Regions from separate parts of the Homo sapiens genome. Here region 2 is linked to region 1. Evidence: chromatin loops called from intact Hi-C (ENCODE). Cell type or tissue: OCI-LY7. All regions are shown on one strand. Links, peaks and the distances in the headings refer to the core of each region. The heading gives the core; the rest is flanking DNA.

Evidence for each region. A loop is a pair of places that touch in the nucleus more often than their neighbours do. Peaks named below come from ENCODE experiments on the same cell type or tissue, not always from the same donor. Only the 100,000 strongest peaks of a DNase experiment are listed, where the experiment ranks them.
Region 2: a loop joins it to region 1, with 5 times the contacts of the local background. A loop is called at or near these places in 1 of 110 quality-filtered maps.

Annotation. Positions count from the first base shown.
Region 1 is chr2:134,735,641-134,743,978 of GRCh38, forward strand. No RefSeq gene overlaps it. Among named protein-coding and RNA genes, the nearest start is that of TMEM163, 21 kb to the left of the region's middle. RefSeq lists an enhancer at 4,146-4,365. In OCI-LY7, for the core only: a CTCF peak has its summit at 3,692; DNase peaks (open chromatin) are centred at 1,031, 2,191, 3,791 and 4,461; H3K4me3 peaks cover 4,389 bases; H3K27ac peaks cover 5,378 bases.
Region 2 is chr2:134,661,063-134,669,400 of GRCh38, forward strand. All of the region lies in intron 2 of TMEM163 (transmembrane protein 163), which reads right to left. Among named protein-coding and RNA genes, the nearest start is that of TMEM163, 54 kb to the right of the region's middle. In OCI-LY7, for the core only: no CTCF peak of the experiment used is centred there; no DNase peak of the experiment used is centred there.

The DNA of each region.
Region 1 (8,338 bases), core at 339-8,338:
TTCAGTGGGCTCTAGGTTACAGGGGTGGTCCCTGGTTGCCTGGCACCTGGCCCTGGAGTGATGAACGCAGACAGACATTGTCTCCTGGGGTGTGTGGGTCAGATGAGGGAGGGCTCTGGTTGGTTAGTTTGCTAATCAAATGCTCTAGGGCCAGGTGTGGTAATCCCAGCACTTTGGAAGGCCAAGGTGGGAGAATCACTTGATCCCAGGAGTTTGAAACCAGCCTGGGCAACAAGGCGAAACCCTGTTTCTATCCCAATGTTTTTTTAATTTGCTGGGTGTAGTGGTGCATGCCTGTGACCCCAGCTACCCAGGAGGCTAAGGTGGGAGGATGGCTTGAGCCCAGGAAGTCAAGGCTGCATTAAGCCATGTTCATACCACTGCACTCCAGTCTGGGCGACAGAGTAAATGAGACCCTCTCTCAAAAAAAACAAAAAGAGAAACAAACAAACATAAAAAATAAATAAATAAATAAATAAATAAATAAACAAAGACCACGCTCCAGGCTGGGCCTTTTGTTATCTCTAGGAATTGGCTAGCCCCAGAGGGGCAGTCTCCCCTGGACCCAAAATGGGTTTAATGTTTGATGATGTCAAAACATCATAATATACAGAAAATTTAAGAATATATTTGCAATACAGTGGGGAAGGAGGAATGGCTGCTGGAGACACAGGCTGACAATGTGACTCACCTCCCAGGAATGAACCTGAGGAAGCCCTCTAATTCCACAGCCATCAGCTTTTCACAATCAGTAATGCCACGCTCCATCAGACATCCTAAGAATGTGTGGCCCATGTGGATGAGAGGGGTTGCCACTTTTATTCAAAAATGTATCACGAATGCTTAGAACAGTGCCTGGGATAAGGTAGACAGACATTTATAAAGTGGAAAAATATTTACTGATTTAATGAAAAAAGAGTGAATTAACAATGACCCTATTAAAATAACTCAGTGTAGTCCTTTTCACTACTGTTGTTTAAGGACCCTGTTTCAACACAGTTGTTTAAGGAACCTTTACATAAGGGTGGAAATTTTTGTTCCTCTTTCTCCTCTGTGATGTTTTTCTTCCTCTTTTCTCAGGTGAAGACTGAAAATTCTAAGTTCTCACTGGGCAGAAATGGACATCAAGATCTTCAGATGAAAAGGCCCCTTAATAAGTCGGGGGAAAAAGTCCTCATAGTACTTTAATTCTAAAGTAGTAATCCCATGTGTGCAAGTGTCTGTGCCACCTTGGGAAACTGTGAAGCTTTGTGGCTGTTTATAAACTTGATAATTGGTTCTAACACTCAATGCCTGTTGGGAAGGGCTGCTATTCATCACCTTGACTCTGACTTTCAAGTCCTCCCTTAGTCTGACCTTGTGTTGTCATCTCATGATGCCAATGCCATTGGGATTGGCCCAAATTATTCTTATCCAAACAAAACATAAGCAAGAAAGACCTCTTCTATGACTTTGTAATCTAACAGAACTGAAGAGATGAGTGACTGGGTTCTGGTTCGCCTTGGCCAGAGCTGTGTGTCCTTCTTATACCTCACTGCTCCTCAATTTCTGAATGTCTGAAAAAGCCAGCTGATAGATACTATAGATACTTATTCTGCCTAGCCCAAAAGAAAGCCAAGAGAATAATTATAGAATGCAAATACGAAAAAGAGAGTTAGATGAGGCCTCACAGGTCAGCTAAATTTGGCAAGACTTCCAATTTACAAGTGAGAAACTTGAGGTGCAGTGGTGTGTGCTCATTTGTTATTGCTCCGTAACAAATTACTGCAGACTTGGAGGCTTGAAACGGCACAAATTTATTCTCTTACAATTCTGGGAGTCAGAAGCTGGAAATGAGTCTTATGGGGCTGAAATCATCTTATGGGGGTGTCAGCAAAGCTGATTTTCTCTGGAGACTCCAGGAGAGAATTTGTTTCCTTGCATCCTCCAGCTTCTAAAGGTGGCCGTCACTCCTTGGCTCCTGGCTGAATTGCTCCAATCTCTGTTTTTATTGCCAGTTAGCCTTCTTCTCTCTGACTCTGATTCCCCTGCTTTCTTCTTATAAGGATCTTTGTGATTAAAATAAAGCCACCCAGATAAGCCAGGATAATCTCAAGGTGAAACAGACAGAAATCGATGACAGAGCCTATGCTGGCTTGTGTCAGCAGGAAGGACAGGGTGCACCAGGTGTGGCAGACCCTGAACTGCATCACTGTTGTTAGACTGCTGTTTACTCTCTCCACGCCTTGCTGCTGTCACTTCCTGAATGTCGGCATACTGTATATTACCTCCGAAGGGTCTTTCCCACATGGCAGGAAAGATGAATGCTGACAGCCCTAGATTTGAATCCTTCTAAAAACTCGAGAGGCAGGAGGCTGTCCTTTCCCTTAGTTTCTATAAAACAGTCCCAAGGAAGGGCTCTAATTATCCTGGCTTGATAATGTATGCAAAGTTCAAGTCTGGCAGGAGGTTTTGCACAAACCCAGCTTCCAGAGTTCTGCGAGGGTTCTTACTCTGGGGCTCAAAGCAGCCCTGGCTGCTGCAGCAGTCCCCACGCCATCAGGACAGTTGCAAGGAGAAAAAAGGAGCCCCAATCCCTCACCACTTGCATTTTTTGGTCTAGTCTGGGAAGACAGAACATTGGCACAATTTATGAAAAGCAACTTTGTTACTCACAGTTAAGCAGCAAAAATCAACAGAAACCCAGGGTCCACCATGAGCAGTTCCCCAGGGTTCAGGAATGCTGCCAAGGGCAGATGCAGTCTAAGCATGCCTCACATTACACTCTAGCTGAGGGACTCTGAAAGCACTCCATCCTGGGTTTATATACCCTGGGTACCACTTGGACCACTGAATGCAAGCACTGCAGAACATCCTATTCTAGAAGGAATAAGAATGTAGCCTGGATTGCTCCAGACATTTCCTCCTTATTACAGGATTTTCAGTAGTTTCTGTCTAGGAATGAAAAGCAAGAAGGGGAAGAGCTGGGTCGGCCAAGGTCATCCAGGGACTTATGTTCCTGCAATGTGCTCATTTCTGAGCCAATCTCTGTAACCAGCCAGGGATGGTGCCCTGGTTCAGCCTGGGTCATGTGTCCACACTGTGGGCAAAGCTGGAGGGCAGGATTACTATCAGGAGAAGGCACAGGAAGAAAATCATGCTGGGCAAGGCAAATTCATGGTTACCTCAGCCTCCAGCTTGTCTGAGAGTGTCCCATGGCCATGGTTCATGATGGGTGATGGGCAACCAGGATGAGACAGAAGCCAGGGAAAGAATGAAGATAAAAAAGAGTGGGCCCAGAGGAGCACAGCCCATGAGATTGCACCTCTGGTCCTTGGGAGGCAGTGGTTTCAAAGAGGGGCACTGCAGATGAACACTCCCAACACGGCTAAGGAGGTCAGAGACATGCCACATCTCTAGGACAAGATGAAGTGGGGACAGCCACCTCCAGCTTCACGCTCCCGCTCAGCAAAATATGGACAATAGTTCTGGATTCATAGGGCTTGTCTGAAGTTCTATAGAAGCAGGACCTGAGACACAGATTCTTGGTGCAAGTGATCTCAGAAAGAGAATGTGAGTGGCAAGATAGAAAGAAAAAGGAAGCCAAGAAAAATGTAGATTCAGCTGCATTTTAACCTCTCAGTCTGATCCCACCTCAGCCTGATCCCACCATAGCATGAAGAACACCACAAAGTTATGCAACCTTGAGACAAGGCACCAGACTTTTGCACCCCATATCTGTCACTCATTGTCTGTGGCCACCCCTAGGGGGAAAGCAGGCATTTCTAGGCAAGGTGGCTCCCCTTAGCTGAGCATTCAGAAGAAGGAAGCAGCTGCAACCTGTGAGCAGCCAACACTCAGCTACGGGGTGGTGCCTGGCAGATTAAAGTGTATCTGGTGGGGGCCCCAACTATACCCCTTATGGGGCTATTGTGAGATAATGAAGCTCAAGTCCTATCACAAGGCTGGGAGTTATCATTGTCATCATCATTATCTTATCCCTGTTGTAGAGAAGTAATAAATAGTAAGCATCACATAACACATGCCTCTTGGCTGGCTGCTGCACAGACATACATAGGCAGTAGGAATGTACACAGTCCTTTGTTCATATCCTGTGCCACCCCTGCCATGGACTAGTTATGTGATTTGGGGTGCCAAATTTAGCCCCCTTGAGCCTCAGGGTTCTAATCCATAAAATGGGCTAGGTAACCAGAGCTGGGCTGTTGCAAGGATGACATGAGGTCATCCCCATGGTGCTCTAGGTGCGGTTCTTGGAACAGAAGAAAGCATTCAAGTGACTGTGGGTCATCAGCTTCTGTGGTCAGACAGTCTAAAGCTTCAGCTGACACACATGGAGGCCAAGAAGACACTGGCTTCACGAAAGGCAGTAATATGACTGTGTATTATGTAAAAGATGAAGCCAACTGTGTTTAAGGAAGCAAATCCATTTTCAAAAAGAGGATGTGAAAACAAAGCCTCTAAAGACGTCTGTCTGTTACTCATCAAGACTGTGCCACGGATAGGGCCTTTGCTGTACAGCACCTCCTCAAATGCTCACACAGGCCACCGCTCAGAACAAAGGGGCCTCACCCTGGGCTTCCACAGAGATTTGTCAGCCCGAGGCCACCACCTTTAATTTGGTGGATCAGCTTTTCCTGCCTGTAATCAAAGAGGATAGGATGTGTGTCGAGGTATAGATTAGTTGGGGCTGCCCTGCCCCGCACCCTAATAAAGGTGTAGCCATGAACCTTATTTAGTCTCTCCTAAGCCTCATTTCCTTCTTAGTTAACGGGGGAAAATAATATTTGCATTTAGGATTATTTTAGAGAACTAAATGAAATGGTATTTGTGAACACTTAAATCAGTACCTGGTCTTACATCAGTCCATTTGAATCAGCACCTGCTGCCAAAAAGCAACTATTATTGTGGTTATTGATGTTCATTTTTTCAACCAGTATTTACTGTCTACCATGTGACAACATTGATTTTGGTGGTGGGAAGACATTGGCAAGAAAAAAACATGAGGGTCCTGTGCATAAGAAGCTTACATTCAAGCGAGGAGAGATAGTTAACATAGAACCACGAAAACCTACAGGATGCGATAGTCACATAGAGAATTAAAATAGGACGATGAGACAGAGTGATGGAATAGATCCCTGAGTCTGGCCTCTACTTTAGAAAGGCCTCTCTAAGAGGTGAGGTTCAGGCTGAGATCCAAAAACCCAGATGAGGCCAGGCACGGTGGCTCATGCCTGTAATCCCAGCACTTTGGGAGGCCAAGGCAGACGGATCGCCTGAGGTCAGGAGTTCGAGACCAGCCTGGCCAACCATGGCCAACATGGTGAAACTAAAACACTCTTCTCTACTAAAAACACAAAAACTAGCCAGGCATGGTGGCACATGCCTGTAATCTCAGCTACTCGGGAGGCTGAGGCAGGAGAATTGCTTGAACCCAGGAGGCAGAGGCTGCAGTGAGCTGAGATCATGCCACTATACTCCAGCTTGAGCAACAGAGTGAGACTTCGTCTCAAAAAGAAAACAAAAACCCAGATGAGCAGCATCACTGGCGAAATCACCTGGGGAAAGTATGTTTCAGAGGGAGTGCAAAGGCCCTGAAGTAAAACAGTTAGGCATAGTGGGAACAGGCTCAGTATGTTTAAGGGACACACAAAAGGCCAGGGTGGCTGGAGTATGGTGGGGAAGGGGAGTGGTCAGAGGAGAGATGAGTTTGGAAGAGTGGACAGAAAAGACCATTTAGTTTCATAGACCAAGGTAAAGAGTTTAGCTCTTAATCTAAATGGGATAGAAAGCAACAGAAGGGTTTTAAGCTAAAAAGATATAATCTGAAACAGGCTTTTAAAAGGTCACCTGGAGCTGGCACAATAGCTCATGCCTGTAATCTTAGCACTTTGGGAGTTTGAGGTAGGAGGATCGCTTGAGGCCAGAAATTAGAGACCAGCCTGGGCAACACAGCAAGACTTCATCTCTACAAAAAAAATAAAAAGGAAAAAATTATCCAGGATAGGTGGTACGCAGTGCCTGTAGTATTAGCTACACAGGAACCTGATGCAGGAGGATTGCTTGAGCCCAGGAGTTTGAGGATGCAATGAGCTATGATTGCGCCACTGCACTCCAGCCTGGGTACCAAGAGAGATGCTGTCTCAAAAAATTAAATAAATAAATAAATAAATAAATAAATAAAAGTTTGCCTGGATAATTTCATCCAATATTTAAGGAAGCAGTTACAACATCCCACATATATATCTTTCAGAAAATTGAACATGTGGGAATACTTCCCAATTTGTCATATGAAGCTGGCATTATCCTACCAACAAAGCCAAATACAGCAGGAAAAGAAGACTAAAATCTAATGAATAATAACCCTATGAACATATGCACAAAAATCCTCAACAAAATGTGAGAAAGCTGAATCCAGCAACATGTAAAAAGTGTTATGTACCATGATCAAGAAATTTATCCCAGGAATGTGAGGTTAGTAACATCTAAAAATCAATTAATGAACTGCAACATATTAATAGAATAAAGAAGGCCGGGCACAGTGGTTTATGCTTGTAATCCCAGCACTCTGGGAGGCTGCGGCAGGCAGATCACTTGAGGTCAGGAGTTCCAGACCAGCCTGGCCAACACGGTGAAACCCTGTCTCTAATGAAATTACAAAAGTTAGCCGGGCATAGTGGTGGGCGCCTGTAATCCCAGCTACTCGGGAGGCTGAGGCAGGAGAATTTCTTAAATCCAGGAAGTGGAGGTTGCAGTGAGCCGAGATCGCACCATTGCACTCCAGCCTGGGCGACAGAGTGAGACTCCATCTCAAAAAAAAAAAAAAAAAAAAAAAAAAAGAATAAAGGACAAACCTTTCATATGCACTTCAACAGATGCACAAAATGCACTTGCTATGGAAATGTAAAATGGCGTAGCTATGGAAAACAATATGGCAGTTCCTCAAGAAGTTAAAAATGGAATTACCACAGGATTCAGCAATTCCACATCTGGGTATATGCCCAAATGAATCAAAAGCAGGGACTTGAACAGATATTTGTACACCCATGTTCACAGCAGCATTATTCACAATGGGCCAATGTTGGAAGTAACCCAAATGTCCCTTAAAGGATGAATGGATAAACAAAATTTAGTATATACCTACAATGAAGTATTATTCAGCCTTAAAAAGAAAGAAAATTCTGATATATGCTGCAACATGAATGAACCTAGAGGATATTATGCTAAGTGAAAAAAGCCAGACACAAAAGGACAAATACTGTATGATTCCCCTTACACGAGGTACCTAGACAAACTCAGAGATAGAAAGTAGAATGGTGGTTGCCAGGCACTAGCAGGAGAAAGGAATGGAGAATTAGTGTTTAATGGGTATAGGGTTTCAATTTTGCAAGACGAAAAGAGTTCTGGAGATGGATGGTAATGAGGGTAGCACAATAATGTGAGTGTACTTAACACTACTGAACTGCACACTTAAAAATGGTTAAGATGGTAAACTTCATGGTATGTGCATTTTACAATTCAAAAAAAAATGGGGCCAGGCAGGATGGCTTATGCTTGTAATCCCAGCACTTTGGGTGGCTGAGGCGGGCAGATCACTTGAGGTCAGGAGTTCGAGACCATCCTGGCCAGTATGACGAAACCCCATCTCTACTAAAAATACAAAAATTAGACAGGTGTGGTGGTGCGTGCCTGTAGTCCCAGCTACTTGGGAGGCTGAGGCAGGAGAATTGCTTGAACTCGGGAGGTGGAGGTTGCAGTGAGCTGAGATCACGCCACTGAACTCCAGCGTCTGCAACAAAGTGAGACTCCATGTCAAAAATAAATAAATAAATGAAATGAAATGAAAGCTACTGTGGCTGTGAGGCCATGACAGGCAGATGTGGCATCACAGTGCTCTCCACAAGCCCATGCAGCTGATCAGACTTCCCTGTGAGCCCAGCCTTTCCTTTGTTTCAGGCTGACATCATTAGTGACTTTTCCTCTGATCCTCCAGCTGCAGCCTTCCAGAACTCTCCTCTTCCAGCTCCACCGACAATCTAATTCCAATATAAAACCTGTTAATACTTTTTAGAAAATAATGCATTTGAAAAAATCCAACTCCCATTCATGACAAAACCTCTCAGCAAAATAGGAAAAGAAAGGAACTTCCTTAATCTGATAAAGGGTATCTATGCAAAACCTACAGCTAACTTCATATTTAATATGAAATACTGTTAAGACTGGTAGTAAAGCAAAGGTGTCACCTCTCATTATTTTTATTCAACATGGTATTAGAATATCTTATCACTGCAATAAGGCAACAAAAAAACAAAACATCTAGATTGGAAAGGAGGAAGTAAAG
Region 2 (8,338 bases), core at 1-8,000, 75 kb before region 1:
GGGTTCCTTATCAAAGTATGAGTTTGGCCCCCTCTTGCACTCACACATGCTTACGTACTCTCTCACACACACATACAAACACACACACAGCTCTTGCTTGCTCTCTCTCTCTCTCTCTCTCCCATGAGATGTGAAAGAGAAGGCATGTGATGCCTTCTGTCACTTGAGTATGCAGCAAGAGGTCCTTCGCCAGATGCTGGTGCCTTGATCTTGCACTTCCCAGCTACCACAACGGAGCAAATAAATTTCTGTTCTTTATAAGTTACCCAGTCTCAAGTACTCTGTTATAGCAACACGAAACAAACTCAGACACACATACACATGCATAATTTTCACCAGGTATTTATTTGCAGGAGAACTTATATCGATGGGCAAATGAAAGGAATGCAGCCACATTCATGTTTCAAAACAATGGCTTCCCGCCACAGCCCAGCACCATTACGAAGTGTTTCTTTACAGCAAGTCCAGATGAAGATCGTGCAACCCTATTCAAAGGCTTTTAAACGTTATGGTTGCTTAATTTTTCAGGTAGACACCTGCTAATTTGCTAAGTTCAAGGGGCTTATGATGATCTTGAGAGCAGCCATTCACAATACATAGTCCATTTAAATTCTGCAGAATAAAGATCATTTTAACCTTTTTCTTCCATTTACACATTATGCAAATGTACGTAGAGCTCACACACATTCTTGAGAAGGCACTTTGCCAATCCAAGATTAGGAACCCAAAGGCCCTAGTTCTGCATATTTTCTGGAGAACTGTGTGATTTCAAAATGGGGAGTTTTAATGGAGTCAAAATTTGGAATAAATAACAAGATTTGATACAGTCTTTCAAGTAAGTTTTCATGGATTCATTAATTTTCTTTCTTTTTTTTTTTTTTTTTTTTGAGATGGAGTCTTGCTCTGTCACCCAGGCTGGAGTGCAGTGGCGCAATCTAGGCTCACTGTAAGCTCCACCTCCCGGGTTTACTTATGCCATTCTCCTGCCTCAGCCTCCTGAGTAGCTGGGACTACAGGCGCGTGCCACCACACCTGGTTAATTTTTTGTATTTTTAGTAGAGTCGGGGTTTCACCGTGTTAGCCAGGATGGTCTCGATCTCCTGACCTCGTGATCCGCCCGCCTCAGCCTCCCAAAGTGCTGGGATTACAGGCGTGAGCCACTGCACCTGGCCTGATTCATTACTTTTCATTCATTCAATTGCCACCCTTGGAAACAAGGTCCAATCATATTACATAGTTTCCCCTTCTTTAAAACTGATGTTTTGAACTGGGTAAAAAGTGATCTCTTCAAACAGAAAGATGTAAGGAAAGAGACAATATAAGGACAAGTATATGTGTCAAGCTCATGGGTACCTTCAGATATGGGGGAGGCAGAGCCAGAATGGGTATTGGTTAAAAAGATGAGACTAACTTCTCACCTACAATGTTCTGTTCTTAAGATAATTATTCATATAATTTCAAAATATGTATACAGGAAAAAAAAAGACTAGCTGTAAATATGACTGAAAGGTTCATAGTGCTTCATTCTGGGATTCGGGAGATGAGCAATTCTTATTCTCTCCTTTTATCTTTCTCCTAGGAAGGAAGAAAAGAAGGGAGGGAGGGACTTATGCAATTGTTATCATCCCTTGACATTGCTGACCTGAAATCCACCAGTGCTCCTGGGACTTATCAGATCATGGGTTTCAAAAGAGTGAGGAACAGCCAGGAGCTTTCCAGCATGCTTTCATATCTCTGGGTACCTAATAACCAAATCATGGTTTCTCTGCACCATGCCTGGCAGACTTGAGGCTGCCTGCCCAGCTGACAAAACCCTGTTTCTCTGGGAACCAAGCACACTCCAGTGGGCACCTTGTGTGATGGTATCCTCCATGCCCACCCCACCAGTTCCCACCAGCCACAGCTAAAAGCATGGCTGGGATCAGGCCCCCTCCACAGACAAGTCATACTCTCTGGCGTGGGAGTCTTGAGTTGGGTCTGCAGGACTGTTAGGTCTCTTTGTGTGATCAACCCTCTATCATAGGCAACCATACTTCACCCTGTGGCCAGAAGAACAAAAAAAACTTTGCTACAGAAATAGAATTAAACAGAACTGCAAAAAGGCACATAGGTGGAGATGATGGCCAGAGTTCCCTTCCTATAGGAATAAGCCTTGTGATTCCTTATGATAAACACTGATTTTTGCTTAAGGCAGCTCAGGCTGGTTTCTGTGACTTACATCTTCTGTTTGTCCTAATATTTCAAGGCCTGCTGGGTGGACCCCAAGGCCTTTGATCTGGTAAGTGAGGCAAACATGCGGGACAGAATTCAGTAGGAGCCACAGAGCAAAATGCCTCATCAAAGTCTTGCTACTTCCAAAAAAAATCAAAGATGATAAACCCTTTGCAGAAGACCCTGACTGACTGTTTGGATGAGTACTGCACTTGGTTCTGGGAGGAGTCTTGATAAAGATGTCTAGGAGCCATGATCACATGCTCTAAATGTGTGCACCACAGGTCCCTTTCTGCAGTGTCCTGCTCCAGCCACATGTGGAAGCATTGTCAGGTCTGTGTTCATTTTGTTCCATGTCAGGCATGAATGCTAGATGCTCTGCAAGCATCCTCCTGCATCCTTCCTCATCTTCCTGCATCCTCTCCCAACCCTGCAAGATGGCATTGTCTCCACCCAACAGGTGAGGACAGGGAGATGCTGTGTGTTAGGCAGCACGCCGGCTGCCCAGCTAACAGGTGGCAAAGCCAGGACCCTCCACATCTGACTCCTGCCCTTTTTACCACACCTGTTTCCTCTCAGATGCTCCAAAAGCTACCACTGAAGCCTTGACAGTAGGAAGCTGTCTCCACAATGCCTTGAGGCCTCTCTGGCAGGTGAGCACCCAACCTGGCCAGCCTGCTGATCCTCAGTAGCCCTATAGGCACAGGCTTGTCTAAAGGACCCAAGTCAAATGTCACCTCTCCCATTTTTGTTCCATGCCTCTCCTCCTCCCATCTGTGTCACAGCATTTCATCTAGATCATGTGTCCCTTTCCTCTTGCATAAATTCCAGGTCTAAATGTCTCAGACCAGCTTTCACCAACAGCAGGAAAAGCAAGCTCCCTCACAGCGAGTACCTCTGCTTCTTGTTGCCACTTCATATCATTGTGGAGAGATTATAATGTCCATGGCTTGGACTAATCTCTTCCCAGCGCCTAGCTCAGTGGACAGTTTCCACTTACAGGCTGAGCTGTGTGAGCTCAGTGTCAACTTCAGGGTCCATCAGAATCGCCCGGAGGACTGGTTAAGACGCAGAATGCTGGCCCCAGCCCCAGGGTCTCTGATTCTGTAGGTCTAGCGTGGGGTTTAAAACTTTGTATTTCTAATAAATTCTTGGGTATGAAAGCCTGAATAATGGCCCCCAAAGATATATAGGTCCTAATCCCTGGGATCTGTAAACATTACCTTGTAGGGGAAAAGGGACTTTGCAGATGTGATTCAGTAAAGGTACTTGAGGTAAGGAGATTATCCTGGATTATCTGCTAAACCCGAAGTATAATCTCAGGGGTCTTTATGAGAGAGAGGCAGAGGAAGATTAGATGACAGAAGAGGAGAAGGCAACGTGACAGGAAGGAGCAGAGATTGCAGTCGTGTGGTCACAAGCAGGGGGATACAGGCCACCACCAGAAGCTGGAAGGGGCAACGAATGGCGGATTCTCTGCTGCTGCAACTTGCAGAAGGAACAAACCCTGCTGCCATCTTGATTTTAGCCCTGTGAGACTCGGCTCAGACTTCAGCCCTCCAGAACTGTAACAGAATAAATTGTTGGGTTTTTTTTTGTTTTGTTTTATTTTGTTTTGTTTTGTTTGAGACAGGGTCTTGCTATGTCACCCAGGCTGGAGTGCAGTAGTGCAGTCTCGGTTCACGAATTCCCCGGCTCAAGCGATCCTCCCACCTCAGCTCCCCTGAGGAGCTGGGACTACAGGAGTGCACCACCATGCCCAGCCTAAATTGGTGTTTTAAGCCACTAAATTTGTGGTAATTTCTAACAACAGCCACAGGAAAGACAAACAGCTTGTGATGCTTATATTGTTGTTTGGGGGTCCACACTTTGCAAACTACTGCAAGACATCTGTATTAGTCTGTTCCCACACTGCTAATAAAGACATACCCAGGACTGGGTAATTTATAAAGAAAAAGAGGTTTAATGGACTCAACAGTTCCACAAGGCTGGGGAGGCCTGACAATCATGGCAGAAGGTCAAGGAGGAGCAAAGGCATGTCTTACATAGTGGCAGGCAAGAGTGCATGTGCAGGTGAACTGCCCCTTATAAAACCATCAGATCTCATGAGACTTATTCACTATCATGAGAACGGCACGGGAAAACATGCCTCCATGATTCAATTACCTCCTACCAGGTCCCTCCCATGACACCTGGGGATTACAGGAGCTACAATTCAAGATGAGATTTGGGTGGGGACACAGCCCAACCATATCAACATCTATCCCTGGCCATATCTAATGCCACCTGGAGGATCAGGGTCTGTGTGAATGGTCCCCTGGAAACTCTGATGATGATTCAGAACAGTGCAATACTAGGTGAGTACACAGCACACCCACCACCCCCTTCACTTTAACTCATACAGTGGGAAAGCACACAGCAGAGGGACTACAGAGCTGAATTCCAACCCTGCCTCTACTGATTACTGGTCCTGCAGCTAAGCCAGTTCCTCAGCCTCTCCGGACCTCAGCATCTGCATCTGAAATTCAGGTATAACACCACCAGCCTCAAAGCACTCTCAAGAGCATTAAACAAGATACTGCATCTAAGCTCCACCTGGCTTGTGGCAAGCTCTCACCAAACGTCTGCAGCTGTTATTATTTTTGTGACTGAAAACTGCTTTTAAAGTAGCTGAATGCATATGCCCCACTCAGATCAACAGAAGCCTCTTTCTTAATGATGTGTGTTTCTTGACCCAAATTAGTAAGCAGCTCCCTCTGAGATCTGATACTGTCATCTGCAAATTAACAGACAGAATAGTAATGAGAAAAAAATACATAGGAAGTTTAAAAAATCATATCCTCTACACTGCACTGCACATACAGCTAATCAGACTAAATCCCACAGACTAAATCCCACCCACCACCACCTTCCACCATGGGGCTCACAACAGCCGACTTCTGCCTGCCTTTCCTCTCATCTCATCTCCCCCAATCCTTTCCCACCCTCCCCCAACCCCCAAATTGCACTACAGAATAAAACTCAAGCTCCCTGGCACAGCCTAGAAACTCCAACACTGGGCCCCTGCCCATCCCTGAGGTCTAATTTCTCATGGCTCTCCCTCACCCACACAGACCATCTATTCCAAACTTAACTAGAGGACTTCCAGTTCCTCAGAAGCTGCTGACGTTTCTGCCTCCACCTATGCCACCTGCTCCGCCTTGAAAGCGCTTCCGGCTCTCCACCTTCTCCACCTTCAGCACAGCCATGATGTGTGAACTTCTCCAGAGCAGAATCCTCCACCTTCCTGCCTGGGGGCAGAATAAGCCTGGCTATCCCTCTTCTGGAACTGAGTAGGGGAAGCAACCTTTGAGGCTGCACCATCCAGAGTGTAGACTTTCACTTAAGACTAAGAGCAGGGACTCCCACATTCAAAACCTAGTTCCACCAATTCCTCATTTTAAGATCTCCAGCAATTTACTCCAGTTTCCTCATCTATAAAAAGGAGATCGTAATAGTGTCTGCCTACCACATATGGATTTTATGTGGATTAAATGAGATAATCCACATAATAAATGATGGCCAGCGTAGAGCAGGCGTTCGATAAATGTAAACTGTCACCAGAAGTTGCATAATCTGAGTGCTCCCCTTCAGAGACATCGTCCTGGGAGGATGTCGTCTTCTCCATCAAAGCCTTCACTCCTTGCACTGCCAAAGCCCCTCTGTGATGCTGTGGCTTCCAGAATCAGTGGATGAGCCCCACTAGAAAAATCTACTCATCACTCATGATTACCCCTTGTGCATCCCAGCATGAGTGTGACCTAGTGCTTGAACATCCTTATTCACCAGATTTGACTCAAGTTTGATTCCGAAATCAAACGTGCACCCAGTGAAGTGCTCCTTCTGAGAATAATCAAAACCAACATTGTGACAGAGGCTGCTGGCTAGGCTGTGATATTTCCTCTTTCTTCTGTAGTAACAGAACCACAGCGTTTAGCTGGGCACCTGGTATTGAGAATAAAAATCTTATTCGCAGCCTTCCTTGCAGCCAGAAATGGCCATGAGATGAAGTTCTAGCCAATGGGATCTGAGTGCAAACTGTGTTTTCCAAGGGATTCCCTTACAGAGAGAGGCCAAGCTTTCTCTTCCCCCTTCTCCCTTCACCCTAACTGGCATGTGACATGGCAGACATGGGATGTAGAATATGGAAACCTCTTCTCTCCATGTTAACGCACTCAACATTCTAGAAAAAGCAGAGCAGAAGGAAGGAAACAGCATTTCTGATGCCATGTGTCATTACAGCAGCCCTGGACTGCTTCCACCCAGGCTATGTGTTTAAACCATGACTATCTGGGGTCTCTTATGACAACCAAACCTATGTTTCAACTATTAATAATTCATATATGTAACCGCTTCTAAAAGCATCTGCAAAAGAAAAGCTTAAACTATGTTTTAAGCAAGGATAACACTGTATGGATTTTCCCAAAGTGACTTATTAAAGAACACTCATTGAGCTGGAGTATTTGTGTGCTGTTTGTTTAATTAGTCACACAGTTAATCGTTACATCTCCTGAAATAGGAAGAAAAAGCAACCCAATGGTCTAAATCCACCAATATCACCTAGACACATTCAGTGACATTTAGAATATTTTATTCTAACAAACTTTTTGAACACCACAGTTGGAAGAATAGAGATCATTCCAACAGGTCAAGCACTGGCCCAGCTGCTGGGAGATCGGATCTGCTGATCCAGCCCTGCCGAGGGCAGCAAGACCTGCTGGGCCTCGCTTTCTGCATCTGTAGATACTAAGGCTGAGGGACTTGGATGGGGCCAGGGACCAAAACCCTACAAACCAAAGAAAGAAATGGTCCAAAAGTAGCAACTCAAAGGAGAAAGAAAACTACTAAGAACACAAAATGAAAAACCGAAACTCAAAAGAGTTGTCCATCAGACTGCTTTATAACCATGTGTCCCCAGTTGGCACACAAACCTGTCCTGGAACAAGCCCACAGTTCTCATCAGCGCTCATCAGTGGCCACATATCCCTCTCTCCAAGGTCACTAGACCCGGTGTTGAGGGGCTGGAAGGGGAAGGACGGCAGTGGCAATGGGGTCAACAGAGTCCCATCTCTTGGCTTATTGATGGGCATTAACATTCTTCCAAACACTCAGACCTCAAATTCAAGTTCCTGAACCCAGAGAGCCAGTCCTCACTTTTAGGGGTCTTTACTGCCATTTCTTTTCCTCTTCCACTAGGCTTAGAGAACACAGAGATTGTAAAAAAATGGGTTTTCTGCAGGAGGCAGAGGTTGCAGTGAGCTGAGACCGTGCCATTGCACTCCAGGCTGGGTGACAAGAGGGAAACTCCGTCTCAAAAAAAAAAAAAAGAAAAGAAAAGAAAAATGGGTTTTCTGGTGCCCTTTCTCCTCTCCACCCCATAACATGGGTGAATACATAGTAAGCACATAGTTAACTGAATATATCTTAAATAAATGTCTGATCCTCTAAGAACCGAGTCACACACACACAAAAAAAATCTACGAAGGGGACTAAGCATACATGTATATATATATTTGCAGGCAAGATGGGCCTGTGTTCACACTTGGAAGGCCAAACCTTGCCCAGTGCGGTCATTTCTCCACTTCAGTTGCTGAACAACTACAGCATTTCCTAAAGGAGCTCTCACACCGAGAGACTCACTGGCTCACAGCCTCCAGCATGAGCTACATGAAAGAGACCACCGCCAAGGAGTGACTCAAACAAGAAGCCAGGGCGCCCCGTGGCCACATCCTCACTGCAGAGGCATCTGTGAGAGCAGAGCCTGGGGCTGCTCCCCCTCACTTCCAAAGAACAGGAGGGGCCATGGGGACTCAATGAAAAGTCCTTTGATCACGACCAGGATATGCTGGCACTATAAGGACCAAAGTCCCTCACCACAGCAAATACGAACCCTCTTGATACCCACTCATGTGTTCCTGAGCTTCTGTTTCCCCTGGAGATTCCCTCCTACTTTGGGCACGAGGTCCCTTCCTCGGTCACAAGGTACCGAGTCTCTCCAGTCCTAGTTCTATCCTTCATCACACAGAAAAGAAGAATCAACAGTCAAGAGCCCAGCTACCTCTACATCCTTTACTTTTTGCTTTCAATT